Linked DNA regions of Homo sapiens: region 2 is linked to region 1. A link is a loop called in an ENCODE intact Hi-C map of the cell type or tissue named here. Cell type or tissue: IMR-90. All regions are shown on one strand.

Region 1 (8,000 bases):
CCCAGGAAAAGAGTACAAAGCCAAGTCTGTACACAGCAGATGCAAAAGAAAGTCCATCTGCTACCAGCTCACAACACCACATGGAGTTTTAAGATTTTATACTGTAGGTAGCCTAGCAGGGTTTGTGTGGACCCCATAAGCATGAAAGGAAGAGAAATGGTAGCCTCAAACTGTTAAGGTAAAAACTACAGCTACAGAGACAGAATGAACAACTTACTGAAGCTGGTAAATCAAAGGTTTATTTGCAATAATTTTCCTCCTATTGCAAGAACTGACTAGTTTTTTAGGAGTTACACCCAAGACAGGAACGACACTGTCTTAGTTTTATGGCCTTTAACTCTGGGCAAGACAACTTGAACTCACAGGTCTCAGCTGAACACCATCGTGAGTGGACAAGCTTTAACAGCACCCCACCTACAACTTAATGTGAGACAAAACAACAGTTACTGAACAAAGCACTTCGAAGAGATCTTTAACCGGCCACCACTCCTGCCACTGACTTATCTTGTTTTAGTTTCTTCAGATGAGTAACATCTGCCACTACTTTTGTTGCACATTTAAATACTAAACAGAAGAGGGAAAGATGTATAAAGAAGTACTTAAAATAACTGCTTCTAATAGCCTTTAATACAGACATTTTGGGTAAGTAATTACAGCAAATTTCACATTTCACCTTCAACCCCTGAGGCTGCACTATTTCTCCACCTCCCCTGAAAGGAACTGAAAGCACTTATTCTTTAGCTCTGTGATACAAAACCGTTTAATATTCTGTTAGCAATTTTTTTCATTTTATAGTTAAATAATTCACTCATTAAAAGTATGTTTATATTGGTTTTTTTTTAAACCAAAATTTAAACACAGGAAACTCATGCAATAGGCAAGTACCTGTAAACATTTATTTTTAACATTTTTTTATCAGATTGTGAACAAAGCAAATGAAATTATATGAGCAATAGTAACTTATATTTTAAGGGAATTAAACAACTGCGAATATTCAAGTATCAGGAATATATTTTTTAAGTCTGCTTTGTTCATTTAAAAATTTTTTCTCCCAACTCTTCACAGTTTACAGGGCTTCCACATTTCAAAGAAACTGTGAATAATGTATACAATGACACAAATGACTTTATGTACTCCAGAGGAAATAAAGGATAGTTTCCATTATCACATCAGTCAAATAACATTTTCACACAAATCTGTTTACATTCACTAAAATGATAACATAATGCTCTTCAGCAATAGTGCCTTATCAACCTAGAAAGCAGTGTAGTAGCAATTAACATAAAATTTAAAAGCTTACACTCATTTTTACCAACAAAAGTTAAAAAAATTGATACCTCTGACATTCAAAAATATTGTTATAAATATGTAAATTCATTTTTTTAAGTAAAATATTTGCATCTCCTTTCCTCCTCCAGGCTTTTGAACTTCTGAGGTCAACAAGGACAAACAATACCACTAGTGTCTCTTTGCAAAAAGCTGGGTTTGCTGTCTGCAAGCAATGGTATCATTTCCATAGCAACCCCCTAACTATTAATTTTCAATTAAAGCAGACACAAAGCGGACAGCCTCAGGCTGGCAGACAGTGTCAAGAGCCCATCTCTGTAGGCAACAGTTTCACACAGCTATCAAGCCATAGGTGCCTCCCGCACAAAGCTGCATCGGGGTACGTCAAGTTTGGCTGGTTACAATGACATTAACCTTCAGTTCAGGCCTAAATAATTTATAGCAAGCTTCACTAAGCACATATAAAGGTGACAAAAACTAGGAAAAGAAATAATTAACTAATGCAAATACCTCCCAATAAACACAAACAATCTCACACACACACAAATGTATTAGGAAGAAGTGTATAACCATTTTGTCAAGTCATTTGTTCCTGAAGAGTCCCACATTCTTTACTATCAGCACACTACTCTTCGATATCACCTGGAAATAACTCCAGGTTATTAAAGAAAATGTTACACTCTGCATATTAGTTTTCACAATCAAATTTTGCTTAACATAAAAGACTATGACTACATTACATTACATAGTAAAACTCCTTTCATTTTATAACCCTATGGCAGGTACGTGATCAGGAAGATGCCACTAAGTAAAAAAATTTTAACTTATATCTTCCAAAATAATCATAGTAATTTTAAAAATAGATTGCTAACCAGACTGTGGTGTTTTCTTTCTATGCCCTTATTATGATTTCTTCCAATAGCAAATCTTTAAAAATATTTTTTAATTTCTTAAACATGAGATGACCTATTAGCAATTCCACTGAACTATAACACTGGTAATTTTGTACTATGACACCTGAGTTTGTTCAAAACAAGCACATTTCAAGGCATAACATAGCAAACATTTTGCTGTATTAAAATCTATTTCAAAAACACATTGAATACCTACTATGTGCCATGCACTGGCTCCATGAAAACTAATCTTGTTTTCCCCCAAAATAGTTATGGAAAAGAATGTATGAAAGGTCAAATTTCCCCCACACTGGATATGATCAGTTGTAAATCCCCTGGACAACTGTCAGCTTTGAGAAGACTTGGTTCTTCTCTCTAGTGCAGAGGGATCTATAAGCAAGACACATCGAATGAGCTAGGACACTGATTAAATACCAATCTTGAAAGCAGCAGAACAAACTAACAGGAAAAAATGCCCAGTGCTATCAAAACTGTAACATTGTAACAATAAAATCTAAACTAAATCGGTGGCATTTACTAAATTGCAGCCACCATTTCAAACAGATAAAAGATGAAATACATATTTTAACAAAACAGAAACATGGAAGAACTGCCTGCTTTGTTTTACAGCAGTACTGTGAAATTCCTTTATTCAAAAATGGTCAAGTCTCCATATTTTGAGCGTTATGCTTACCTTCTATTTAATCTCACATAAAAATGAATATAAACTACAGGGGAATTCTGTGCTTTTTCAAATGTGTGTCTGATTTGAGTTACAGGTGTATTTGTTGTCAGAAACTTGAGTGGGAAAAATTTCATTTCTATTTATTTTAATCAGCATTTTAATACATAACACAGGCTTGGGGCTAATCCCAATTTCCTTTCTATTAGTCTAAGCACATTCACATACCATTACAGTAATCCAAAATCGAAAGCCAGATAAAGAATATGGTATACCTTTGGCGATGTGAGGTTTCAAAACACAGTGTTCTTCTGTGGCCACCACATAAGTTTGGCTCCAGAGTTGCACTGAATCCCAATCTTAATACCTTACTCATGTGTCTTTTTTCCCATTGCCATTTATGTATGCATTTTATCTTCCTGTCCCAAACACTAAGTTCGCTGAGAGTGCAATGTTTTATGTTAGATACTCTATCTACTAGCATAACCTACATATAAAGTCTTGAAATATTTGTTGCCTAAATGAATAAATAAATCTAATACTTAATAGATGAAAGTGACAAGTCTTTTCTTTTTTTTTTTGGCTACTGCCACCTTCATCTACTATTTTCTACTGCCTACACTCCAACAGTATTATTGAGAGGGGTATTTCAGAGAAAGAATAGTTGAGAGATGCAAGTTCGGAAACTACCTGTGTATAGCTATAACATATCCAAGACATCTTTTCCAAAGGCGGTGGTAATTTTTTCTCAAGGAAACACATACTGTTTATTGAAAGTCAACTCTCCTCATCTATACACAGTGATCAATCTCACATGCACTGCCATACTTTTTATGGTAGACAATAGAAGAAATAAGTTTTGTTACATAAAACAAAAAGGAAAATATTTATTGAGCATCTACTACATCCAGGCATATTATGAATGTTTACATGCATCATATCTAATCCTTCCCTCCAGCCTGAAAAGCAGATAATATTACCTTTTTTACAGATGAAGACAGTGGGACTCCCATATTTTAAGTTCCTCAGGGTCAAACAATATCTATGTCTTTTTTGACTCAAATGCCTGTGTTCTTTCTGTTCTGCCACAATGTTTCCCTAATAAACTTTATTTACAGAATATCTTCTACGTACAGAGTACTCTGTTGGGTGTCATGGGAAAGTAGGAGAAGAATTCATAGTAAAATCCGATCTAGTCTCTGCCCTGAAAACTCTCAATCAAGTACTACAGATATGTATCTAACCCTGCCTAGAATATAGAGTATGAGGAATATGTGAAGAGAGTACAACGCCATTTAGTGGTGTGTGTTCTGAACTAGGAAAGATAATAGCTGAGAGAACAAAGAAGTCTATATGGCGAAGATCCCAGTATTGGAACTGCCCCCCAAATAACAGGCAGGATTTTTTTAAGAGGAAATATATTTGACAGTGCTCCAGAAAAAGTGAAGCAAAACTAAAGACATAATGATGAGTTCTATCCCAAGGCAGGCATGTGGTTCAGATAGATTGGAGCTTAGTCAGTCAGTGAGTAATGGAATACACTAGGGTGAGTTAGGTCTGAAACTGGAGGTGTCAGAAGGAGAAGCCCAAATTGTATTCCATGGGCAACAGGGAGTATCAAGATGGTTATCAAATCTGGAGAATTATAAGATTACAGATGTTTTAGGAAAGTTAATTTAGACCAGTTTATATAATAAAATGTATGAAGAGATAGGAATGAGAAAAGCCAAAATCAATTGGAAAACAATCAAACAATAATTCTATGATGCAAGTACTTTCTTTCCCATTTTATAGAAGGAGAAACTGAGGCAGAGAAAAATTGCCAGAATGACACAGCCAATTAATAATTAGGTATGGGAAAATAAGGAAGAGTTAAATAATCAGTTAATATTCATATGAAGAAAATGGAAAAAGATTCAATAAGATGTCCATGAAAATGTATTGAATTTATTCTTCATTAAAAATAACTTGCTTTTTTAAAAGTTTCTTAAAGATGAAATAAAACTATTTTGTTTTATGAAGAAGTGCATGAAGACACTCATACAACTGATATTTTGACATATCTGTAGTTAAGTTCTTGTTATATGCTCTTAGCATTGTATACACTCCATCCTTGGATCTGGGTTAAATAAGAACTAACATCACTGAATGTGCAAAAGTAGGTATTCAATTTATACTAACGATTTCTCATAAGAAGAAAACAAAGATAGACTACAGATTTCAAATGAGAAATTTTAATATATTAAACAAGTTTAATCATTTAATTGCTATTAGATCCATTTAAGGCAATATTATTTGCCAAAAAGACTAAAAAGTGTTGATCTAAACCAAATTTAACGGTCAAAAATTTCTATTGTAAGAGAAATACTAGCACCAGAAGTTCTAAATAGATGGTAAATAAGCAAATAACAAAAACTTTTATCTAACAAAATAAAATGCTTAACCTTTACATTTAGTATATTATTTTGTTTATGATAAATGATAGAACTCTATAGAATTACAGCAAAAGAGATAGGAAGGGTTACTGATAAGACAATGAAGAAAAAAGTAACAAGTACTCTGGTCAATTATTCAAAAATAAAGGTTTGCTTTCTCCTTGCCACTCTGAATTTGAAATTAACAAGTACCAAGTACTTTCTTTAAAATATGATGTCACTGCTGATATGAAAAGATAAGGCACACATTCATTGTATTTATTTATTTATTTATTTATTTTTATTTATGTTTTTGAGAGGGAGTCTAGCTCTGTCTCCCCGATTGGAGTGCAATGGCTCAATCTCATTTCACTCCAACCTCTGCCTCCCAGGTTCAAGCGATTCTCCTGCCTCAGCCTCCTGAGTAGCTGGGATTACAGACATGCACCACCATGCCCTGCTAATTTTTGTATTTTTCGTAGAGACAGGGTTTCACCATATTGGCCAGGCTGGTCTGGAACTCCTGACCTCAAATGATCCACCCACCTCGGCCTCCCAAAGTATTGGAATTACAGGTGTGAGCCACTGCGCCTGGCCCATTCATTATGTTATAAATACTTAGCATTTAATCACCAACATGAACAGTTATCTATTATGTGGAATATATGAATTTGGATATTGTCATGTTTTATACTTCAAGGGTTTAGAAAATTATAGTGAGAAACTATGTGTTACATAAATTTAAACTTAAAAATAATCAAGATCTAAAAAATAAGGCCTAAAGTTTTAATTTTAAACTGTGGTAGCCCAATCTGCTAATTAAACTATGTTACATTTAGTTTTCTTCTGATGTCTTTTTATGACAAAAACTGAGAAAAATAAAAATAACTTGATGCCAAAATGTGAGGATATAAGCTCATAAATGAAACAAGTATTCAAAATAAAGCATTTAAATCATTACATTGTTCAATTTTACAAATAAAATGTTAATCAAAAATTCAGCTTTACATTTTATAGAGTGAAACAAAGAAAATATCATTACACTTGATAATTAAAATATTTTGTATATCCTTTTAAGCAGATTTTTAATTAAGCTGAAATAACATTTGAGAAAGCTGTCCTTGATGAAACATGGACTAATATATAAGAGAATAAAAAACATGTTTTTACTGAATGATGCTAGAATGCTGGTTCTTGGGGCTTTTACAGCTTTACCAGACCTTAACAATCATGTCCTGAAGTTATTAATTCCTAAGCATGCACCCATACTTTTTGCAAAACGCTATAAATAAATACAAAGGTCAAGGAAAACCTAAACTGTTCAAATATTTGCATAGAAATAAAATAGATAAGAATATATGCTTTAGAAAAGCACTGTTTGCTCATAAATGTAATCCTTTTTTTTCTTGTTCTCTGCTGAAGGAAAAGTATTAACATGGTTATTCATATTGTTCAAAAGGCTGATTTAATATTTGTAATCTAGTGCCTCTCACTACATAAAGCATTTTTCTTGTCCCTTTTCTGACAACCATTTCCAGCAGTGTTTCAGGTAAACAACTTAAAAAGTCCACAGTGCAGACTACTGTTAGCACCAGGTTTGTTGTTTATGCTATGAAATTAGTAGAATCTTTCAGACACACAAAAACCACTTGCTACATTTCAGTATAGGAAATGCGTTGCTATTTTCTATGCTATTAAAACACCTTCTTGGTGGTCTGATGTTTGATTGTTATATTAGTGAAGCAATCTAAATTGTAATTCCAACTATTTATCTTTTAGACATCACTAAACCTTCCAGGAATATTTTATTTACTATTTATTTATGAATTTCTTTTGCAGACTGTTAAAATGATTTCGAGAATACAAATGTCAACTTTTCACACGTTTAGACAGTTTTCACACTTTATCTTCCTTTGGTACTCAAAATTTGCATATAATGTAATCTGATTTATTTCCTCTTCCCAAGCCTTCAGCTCTGTCTTTTCCTCTCTTATTCCCTTTTCTTACTATTTCTCTCATTTTCCTCCTGTCTGGTTCTCTCCTTCCCTTCTTCTCTCTGTTCAAGTTACTAAAACAAGCAGACATAAACTTCTCAAAAATAATTCTTAAACGCTTCCAACTTTACTTCTAATTTTGTATTTTAATGGCAATGTTAGTCTAAATTACCATAGGAAAATATACTGTACTGTAGCGATAAAGACAGAGACTTAGGCTAGGGAGAGAGGGAGGAGGTAAAGCGGGAACTGAGGGAGAAAGAAAGGGATAAAGAATAAATATATAAAGAGTGCTTTTATGCCTCGAAGGAGACATTATGGCTTTTACTCTTCCTCTCTCTAGAAAGCAAGTTTTGGATATTCAAAAACACTTTCTTTTTTAACTTTTTCCTCAATTTAGTTGTGACTCAATTCTTTTTCAGAATGGAAACTGCATTATGTAAGTGAGAAAGTTATACATAATGAAATAGCAGTTTCCTCACTTTGTAACAACTATTTTTACAGTGCATGGTGTTTTAATAAGTCATGTATAATGGATATCTGAAAATAAAGCTAAAATGCATATGATAAGGATTCAAATCAGAATAATAAAATCATCACATTTAAATAATTCCATCATGCCACACCTGTACAAACATCACACAACAAATACGAAACTTGTAAAAACCTGTACTTTGAGTTGAGCTAATGTTAAAATAACTGTAACTTATTCTCAAGACTATAAACAAAA
Region 2 (8,000 bases), 380 kb after region 1:
TGGCTGATTTTTAATTTTTTTTTTTTGTAGAGATGAGGTCTTGTTTTGTTACATAGGCTTCAAGTGATCACCCGCTTTGGCCTCCTAAAGTTCTGGGATTCCAGGTGTGAGCCACCATGCCTGGCCTCTATACTTTTATGTATATGTGTGTTAGTTCTTAGCAAGAGAACTTAAATTACAGACAACAGAATTTTAATATATGTTGCCTTTCAGTTGGGAACTTGGAATGCAGAAGTGAGAGAGCACTTTAACATTTTATAGCTATTGCTTAAATCCTTTCCAATAAATAGGTATTCATTAATTGCTGTATAAATAGAAAGAATAAGCCAGGCACATTGCCCTGGGCATGTAGTCCCAGTTAGTCAGGAGGCCAGGGCAGGAAGATTATTTGAACCCAGAAGTTGTTTGAGGCCAGCCTGGGCAACATAGTGAGAATCTGTCTCTTAAAAAAAAAGACAAAACTAAGAGAAACTAAAAAAAAGGGGTTATCATAGCAATGAAAGATATCTTAAAAATCATTACTTGTTTATTAAAAAGATTAATTAAACTAATGTAGAAACCATGGTATTAAATTCAGAGCTCTATAGTGAAATGATTTAAAATATAGGCTGTCTTGTCTAACTGTATGGGTTCAAATCTAAGACAGTCAGATGTGTGATCTTGTCCAAGATTTGTGTATATAATCTCTACTGATAGCATCTTACAAAAAAAAGTAGACAACAAATGTAAAGTGCTTAGTATAGCTCCTGATACTTTGAGTACATTCTCTACAAATATTAGCCACTAGTATTAATCAATAGGGATTAAAGGTAGAGAACTCAATCAAGTGGATTTGCTCAACCATCTCTGGATATATTTTTAAGGGTATATTTTAAGTCAGAAATCTTCGTTTTTTAATGGGTCAATAATGACACACCGATATTGGCTATTTGAAATTTATATATTCAAGATGATGGGTTTATGGAACTCCCCCATACACGTACACTTTTTGTCTGCTGTTTTGGCATTAGATGGTTCTATAGCCTATATGCAAAATATGGTAGTAAAATATAATCTAATTTTGAGACAAGTGACTTTGTGACAGAACAAATTTCATCAGTTACTTCCCTGCATTTTTATAAGCATGCAAGATCATAATATTACCTCCAATAATGAAGGTTTAGAGAGAAGTCAAAGTTTGGGCGTTGAAACCAATATTTCTTATTAGTCAGTTTTTCTGTGTCAGCCTTATGTGGAAAACAGATGACATGCAAACTGAAATGTAAGTATGTCACCTGGTTATCCTAATAAACATTAGGCAAAAGTTTTCAAAAATGTACTTTGTCAATACATTTCCATCACTCCTGGAAAACCATCTGCTGAAAGACCATTCTTGCTGAAGATAGTCAGAAAACCAAATATAATTCTATTTTTTATTCAGAAAAGGTAAAACCATAAGTAATGGCAGATACTGAAAGGAAAGATGATAGAAGTGACAAACACAGGATGGGTACAGTGGTTCACAGCTGTAATCCCAGCACTTTGGAAGGCTGAGGCAGGAGGATCACTTAAGTCCAAGAGTTCAAGACCAGCCTGGGCAACATAGTGAGACCCTGTCTCTGCCAAAAAAAAAAAAAAAAAAAAGAAGAAATTAGCTGGGCACAGTGATGCACTCTTGTAGTCCCAGCTACTAGGAAGGCTGAGATGGAAGGATGGCTTAAGCCCAGAAAGTCAAGGCTGCAATGAGCTATGTCAGTGACACTGCACTCTAACCTGGGTGACAATGTGAGACCCTGTCTTTAAAAGAAAAAGAAGTGACAAAAACAAAAGGGAACTCAGAGAGGATCTAGAACTCTTTTTGTCGCACAACTTAAATACTTTTAATCATTGAAATTTCTTTAAATATACATTGTTTTTATTCATCCAGAAGTTATTTTACCATTTTAAATGTATAACCCTTGCCAAAGTCATCTCACTGGCAGTTAAAAAGTGTGTTTACTGTCATGATTCTGATTAAAGAAAAAAATTTTATTATAATTAAAATCAAGAAATGTGTGCATTTTAGCATTTCATTCACCCCCTGCATTCTTTTCATTTTTAACTCTATTTTTATTGATAAACTTAGAGCCTTTTCACTAACTAATGTTTGGAAGTGTGCAATCACAGGAATCCCTCCCAAACATGCTAGATTATGGTCAAGGGAAATCGTCATTAATTTATTTGATTTTCTTTTTTTTCAGGACATAGAAGGTATCTAAAATGCCTGCTTCAGGAAAAGACACAGATTTGAAATAAAATATTCGCTAAGCCCTTGTTTTCTTCTAATGAGTAGTTTCTGATTGAGAAAATTACAGATACACAGAGTATGTATTTGTTATATGTTAAGGTTATTCAAACTAATTTCTTTTTATTTATTCATGTTGAATTTGGTTCCTAGCTTTTCTAGTTCCTTGAAATTCAGGCCAATTTGTAATGTTGAGATATTTGTCTTTCTTTATTTCATATTCTACCAAAGCAACAAGTTAGTTGGAAGGATATTGAATAATTCCAACGAAAAATTAGTAACTCAATATTTTTATTTTACATTTGTTACAATTTTTCATTTAATAACATTATAGTTTTGTATAGTTTGCTGCAGTGTATTACAGTTTCTAATATAGTATCTTACTCAACATTCAATACATGCTTACTGAATGATAATCATAATGAACTACATTACACTTAAGCTAGTTTTTGCTATTCTGTTAATTTCACTTAATTTTTCTTATAATTTTTATAATAGATGCCTATTGCTAAAATATCATTTCTATCAGTTGAAACACTGACATGACATTTTGTTTTGCTAGACCCTATCTACACAAATAAATACTATTCATAGAATTTAATTTAAGGACCCATATTTTCAAGAAAAGCTTGTATAGAGCAAAACAAGCTCTTTTCAAGCCAGAAAATGAGATTGAGTGGTAGAGTCAAGGACCTCTAACTTTTGAGTTCACCATTGTATCTAGGAACTATCTGGTAACATGCCTTAACTGCCAGGATAGGAAATGAATATGTCGTATAACTTACTTAGAAGTCCTAGGCCGTGGAGAGCTGTATAAATTAAACTGAACACCTAGAATGACTGTTGGAAGCCAGAGCTATGCACAGAGCATCTGTATAATGTGCTCTGTGTGGTTGGCATTGCTAAACAGACAAGCTGTCACATTCATTCTAGCTGAATATTCTAGGGCTCTTCCTCTGTCAACCAAGGTAGAGGACATGGCAGTAGTCAAACCTCAAGGTGACAAAAACCTAAAGTAGTGTGGTAAGCCCTGTATTAGAGGGGAATTTACAAGTGTAGGTAGGGAGAGGCATCTTTTTCCACAGCATCTATATCATAATCCAAATGCATCCTTGGACTGAGAACATCCCTATTAAAATAAAGGCATATTCTGTAATGACAGGGACCATACTCAGTAAATCTAGATCTTAACAAAATCAAAATCTCTAGATAGGGTCCTATTAAATATTTCTAAGCAAAACAAAAACAAATATTTCGAATACTGCAAGCATTTAATGGGGGAAATGAATAACATTGTGAAATTCAACAAAGAATGTTACCATCAATTTATTAACACAAAGGTTAAATGAATATATTTCAATTTATTAAAAAAGAAAAATAGTCTATTTAGGAAAAAATATTATATGTATTTCTTATTCCAAAGAAGGAAGAAATTAGTTGTTTTTAATTTTTATAAATATTTTCTTTTTAAGCAAAGAAAGAATGATAATCCTTAAATGGCAGGTGTATGGCTTTAGGAGACATTCTATGAATTATGGCTATTTGGTGCCACCTAGTGGTAAAGGGCTTTTAAAAATCAATTTGTGTTACTTCTGCTTTTAGAAAATTGGTAGTGAGAAACAACTTATAGATGGCTGAATGGCCACCTAAAAGAGATACAAATTAAGACAGAATTCATTTGATACTCCTAGACATTAACTAAAATTGGCTGTTACACTCAACACTGGAGTGACATCTGGTTTGACTGAGATAGAATGTTTTATGCCTAAAAGAGCTGATTTGAGGTTGACAGCTTTTTATTCGATTCTATTTTTATTTTTCGATTGGTTGGTTTCTAAAGTCAAGGCTATAGATATGATTGATGTAAAGTTGGAAATGATGTACTATCGCATAATTATTATAATATTATCAATATTATAAATGACATACTTGTGTCATTCTGTGGCCAGAGTGAAACTAACATATGCCTTATAGCATATGGAAGACTTAAAAGTGCCAGATATTATTTTCAGAATTCAGGATGGGCATGCCAAATTTAGTGACCATACCATTATAGCCTCCAGACCAAGCACTTATTTGTTTTTGTTTTTTTTTTTAAGAGAACCTGTTCCAGTCACAGCTGCCAGAAGGAGCAGATGCACAAACCATTGGTCTTCCCTGGGGTACAGTTCATTGAACTGTTTATCATGAATATTCATTATAAGCCAAGAATGAAGCAATACAATGGAATGTCAAAGCCATTTTCAAGTTATGGAATCCACAAAGAAAGAGAATAAGGCAATTCTTTAGAGAAGTCAGAATAGTGGGGCCATGTGTAGAGAATAACAAAGACGAGGGACCTATAATTTATGAGAGAAACGGGTAATCTTATTTTTTGACTTTCAATGCCAGTCTTCCTGTGCCCCAGCTTTTGGCTTTGTTTCTTATTCTTGGTTGTCCCTGATAATGCCTTCCAATGACTGCCTTCTTCCATGACCTGGAGGTTTTTGATTCTTTCAACCAAATGATCCCACAGTATAAAGGTATGTTTCAAATATGGTGAAATGGATTTCATCAAATGGGAATGATAGCTTTCATAAAATATTTATGAATATTGGCTTGTTACCAGGTATAGAATATTTGACTGAAATTTTAATGTTACACTGAATTTTAAATCCTGAATTTTGCTTTTGATAATATTTCTTAGATGTGTATTTTTCTCCTGTATTTCCTATTCAGCAAGTACCTATTGTTGCCTCATTAAGTATTTGTGTGGAGTGTGTAATGCACACTGCTGTTCCTGGCATGGGTTTCCAGAAGTCCTAGATTGGTTGGGTTTATGTGACTGATGGATGTAGAATTATATGCACAAGCTCATGTCTTAGAGAAACACAAAGTGAGAAAGACTTAGTCTAGTCTAGAGACATATAAGTATCACGAAGTGAAGAAGAGAGAGACTTGTAAGACTAGAGAGCAGAGAGGGAGTTAAGTCCTGCTTCTTGATAGTATGCTGGGGATGAAGAGGGGCTAGGGTGGCTAGATCTAAGGGTGGAAATGGCTGTCTTCTCTGTCCAGGCATCAGGGATCATACGAAGCCACAAAGAGTTCTCTTATCTCAATAATACCTCAAAAGGAGTAGCAAAAGGATCTGGAATGTTCTGAACCATGAGGCCGAAACAGGCAGAAAGACCTGTACTGATGGCCAAAGCCAGATGGACCCCTTTCCCTCATCCTTGATCCTGTGTAAGATCCTAGAACTATGCCATCACTCTGGAAAAATTCCAGGAAGAGCTGAGTTAAGTTTTCAAGATCTAAGCAGAATGGGGGCCAGAAACTAGAAATGAAGTTATTATACAGAACAGTAGTTATTGGGCTGTTAGGTGCATGAGCTGCAATTCTGATACATAATTCTAAAATAGGAAGTGTTTCAGTGTTATTTCATATTGACCAATATTTACATTAATTTTACAAACACACTGAGAAAGCTTTTATTCCCTATTTTAGGGGTTTCTCCAAAAAACTACTTCAGCATCACCCAAGTACTTAGTAAAACAAACATAGATTTTTCAGACGGTACCCCAGATGCACTGCTTCTCCATGGTCAGGAATTAGGGGAAACTATTTTAAAAAAGTGCCCAAGTTCTTCAGATTTGTATCCAGATGAGTGTAGCCATCAAAATGACTTCATGTTTCAATCAATACTTATTATTAAAGCCTCATTAGGTTAAACATGGTTCATTTGGAGACCCTTTTATATAGGAGAAAAAATGATCATTTTTACTCAATTTGCCTTAAAATCACTGTGTAGGAGGATGCATACATAATCCCAATTGTTAAGGATAATAGTTATATGGTGTTCAGTCCACATAACAGTTACGGGCTTCCCTGACATAAAATTATTTCTGCACTAAGAAAACTTCTTTGAAGTATCTAAACAAGGTAGATGGAGACTTCTCCTCAGTTGGGAGTTTTTCCTTTTAACCTATCATTGACCTTTTCCAAATTTTAGGATTTGAGCGACTGGGAAGATGAGGTGTTATCAGTGGCTCTAGCCCTTCCCCGCACTTATTTTTCAGAGTTGTGGGTAGGAATTGGACCACACAAAAGATTTGAGGGGTACTACTGGATCAAGAATATCTTTGGTGCCAGAATGTGAACATGCATATCTTAGTTTTTAACCATAACTTACTAATTTAAGATACTTTTTTTTTTCAAGAAGGGCATAAGTTAGGTAGAGAAAAAAGGTAGAGCCAGTAGCAACATTCCTCGTACTCCTCACAATTAGCAGGGTGGTAGAGATGAATTTACTTGAACATCGCTTTTAGTTCATGTAATGTAAAATAAAAATAGAGCATACAAATATTTGGGGGGATCATAGAGCAGGGGTGGGTGAGGCCTAACTTGAGTCACTGCCCTGGGCAGCGCAGAAAGTTAATAACGGGCAGTAATCTCAGAGTGGACCCCTGGACAGTCCAGGCACAACATGAAGCTGATTTAGTAGAGCATGTGGATGACAAATGGTAACAAAACTAAATTTAGTCTTTCAAATATTTTCTCCTGATGATAGGTACTGGTCCTTCTCTGAGTTTCCTTATGCTCCTATTTAGAATATAGAAAAGGAGCTTGGTAGGCTCTAAATGTCGGTACCCCACAAAATCAATATCTTAATACCTATCCGGCAATGGAATAGTATTAAGAGATGGGGCCTTTGGGAAGTGATTAATTCATGAGAGCTCACTCTCATAAATGGGATTAATGCCCTTATAAAAGGGATTGAATAAAGCTACCTTGCCCTTCTGCCATTTGAGGACACAGCACCTTCTATGTGACGCAGAGAGCAAGTCTTCATCGGACACTGAATCTGCCTGAGCCTTGATCTTGGACTTCCTTGCCTCCAAAACTGTGAGAGATAAATTGCTACTATTTATAGATCACCCAGTCTAAGGTTTGTTTTTGTAATAGCCCGGATGGACGAAGACAGTGCCCAATGAAAATCTGCTGAATTAAGTAGGGTATAAGAAATTCCAGAAGAGGCTGGGTGTGGTGGCTCACATCTGTAATTCCAGCATTATGAGAGGTCAAGGCAGGCAGATCACTTCAGGCCAGGAGTTCGAGACCAGCCTAGCCAACATGGTGAAACCCTGTCTCTACTAAAACTACAAAAATTAGCTTGGTGTGGTGGCACACGCCTGTAATCCCAGCTAGTCGGGGGGCTGAGGGAGAGGAATAATTTGAACCCAGGAGGTGGAGGTTGCAGTGAGCCGAGATCATACCACTGCACTCCAGCCTGGGCAATAGAATGAGGGAGACTCCATCTCAAAAACAGAAACAAAACAAAAAGAAAAAAACAAAAAGAAATCCCAGAAGAGCTCACCTGCATGAGCCTAAGGTAAATAGAAAAGCAGAAAGTCGCAGGAGCTCTGGGACTCTTCCCCTGGCTTCCAGTACTCATCCAGCAGCCTTTGTGTGTTTTTATGTGGCAGTTCACATCATTTTATTGACAAGTGAGGCATTATGTAGGCATATGAGATACAAAGATGCAAAACCTAGTTTCTGTCCTCAAAAAAAGTATGACCCAGAACTTTGAATATGACTTCATATATACCATGCCAGAGTGATGCACAAAGATAGCAAAGACCAACTTGAGATTTTTAAGGAAGTTCTTTGGGAGAGAGGGTGAACAGAGCTGAATTTTGGAATTGATCTGGCAAAAAATGAGAAAACCACATTTTCGGAGATGAAACCATACAAAGCAAGG

The links. Peaks named below come from ENCODE experiments on the same cell type or tissue, not always from the same donor. Only the 100,000 strongest peaks of a DNase experiment are listed, where the experiment ranks them.
Region 2: it touches region 1 in a loop (4-fold over the local background); 14 of 110 quality-filtered maps call a loop at or near these places.

The regions. Positions count from the first base shown.
Region 1 is chr7:114,406,318-114,414,317 of GRCh38, reverse strand. It overlaps a transcript of FOXP2 not described here. Among named protein-coding and RNA genes, the nearest start is that of FOXP2, 4.5 kb to the left of the region's middle. In IMR-90, no CTCF peak of the experiment used is centred here; a DNase peak (open chromatin) is centred at 4,367; H3K27ac peaks cover 157 bases.
Region 2 is chr7:114,022,511-114,030,510 of GRCh38, reverse strand. No RefSeq gene overlaps it. Among named protein-coding and RNA genes, the nearest start is that of PPP1R3A, 110 kb to the right of the region's middle. In IMR-90, a CTCF peak has its summit at 3,814 (motif pointing left); no DNase peak of the experiment used is centred here.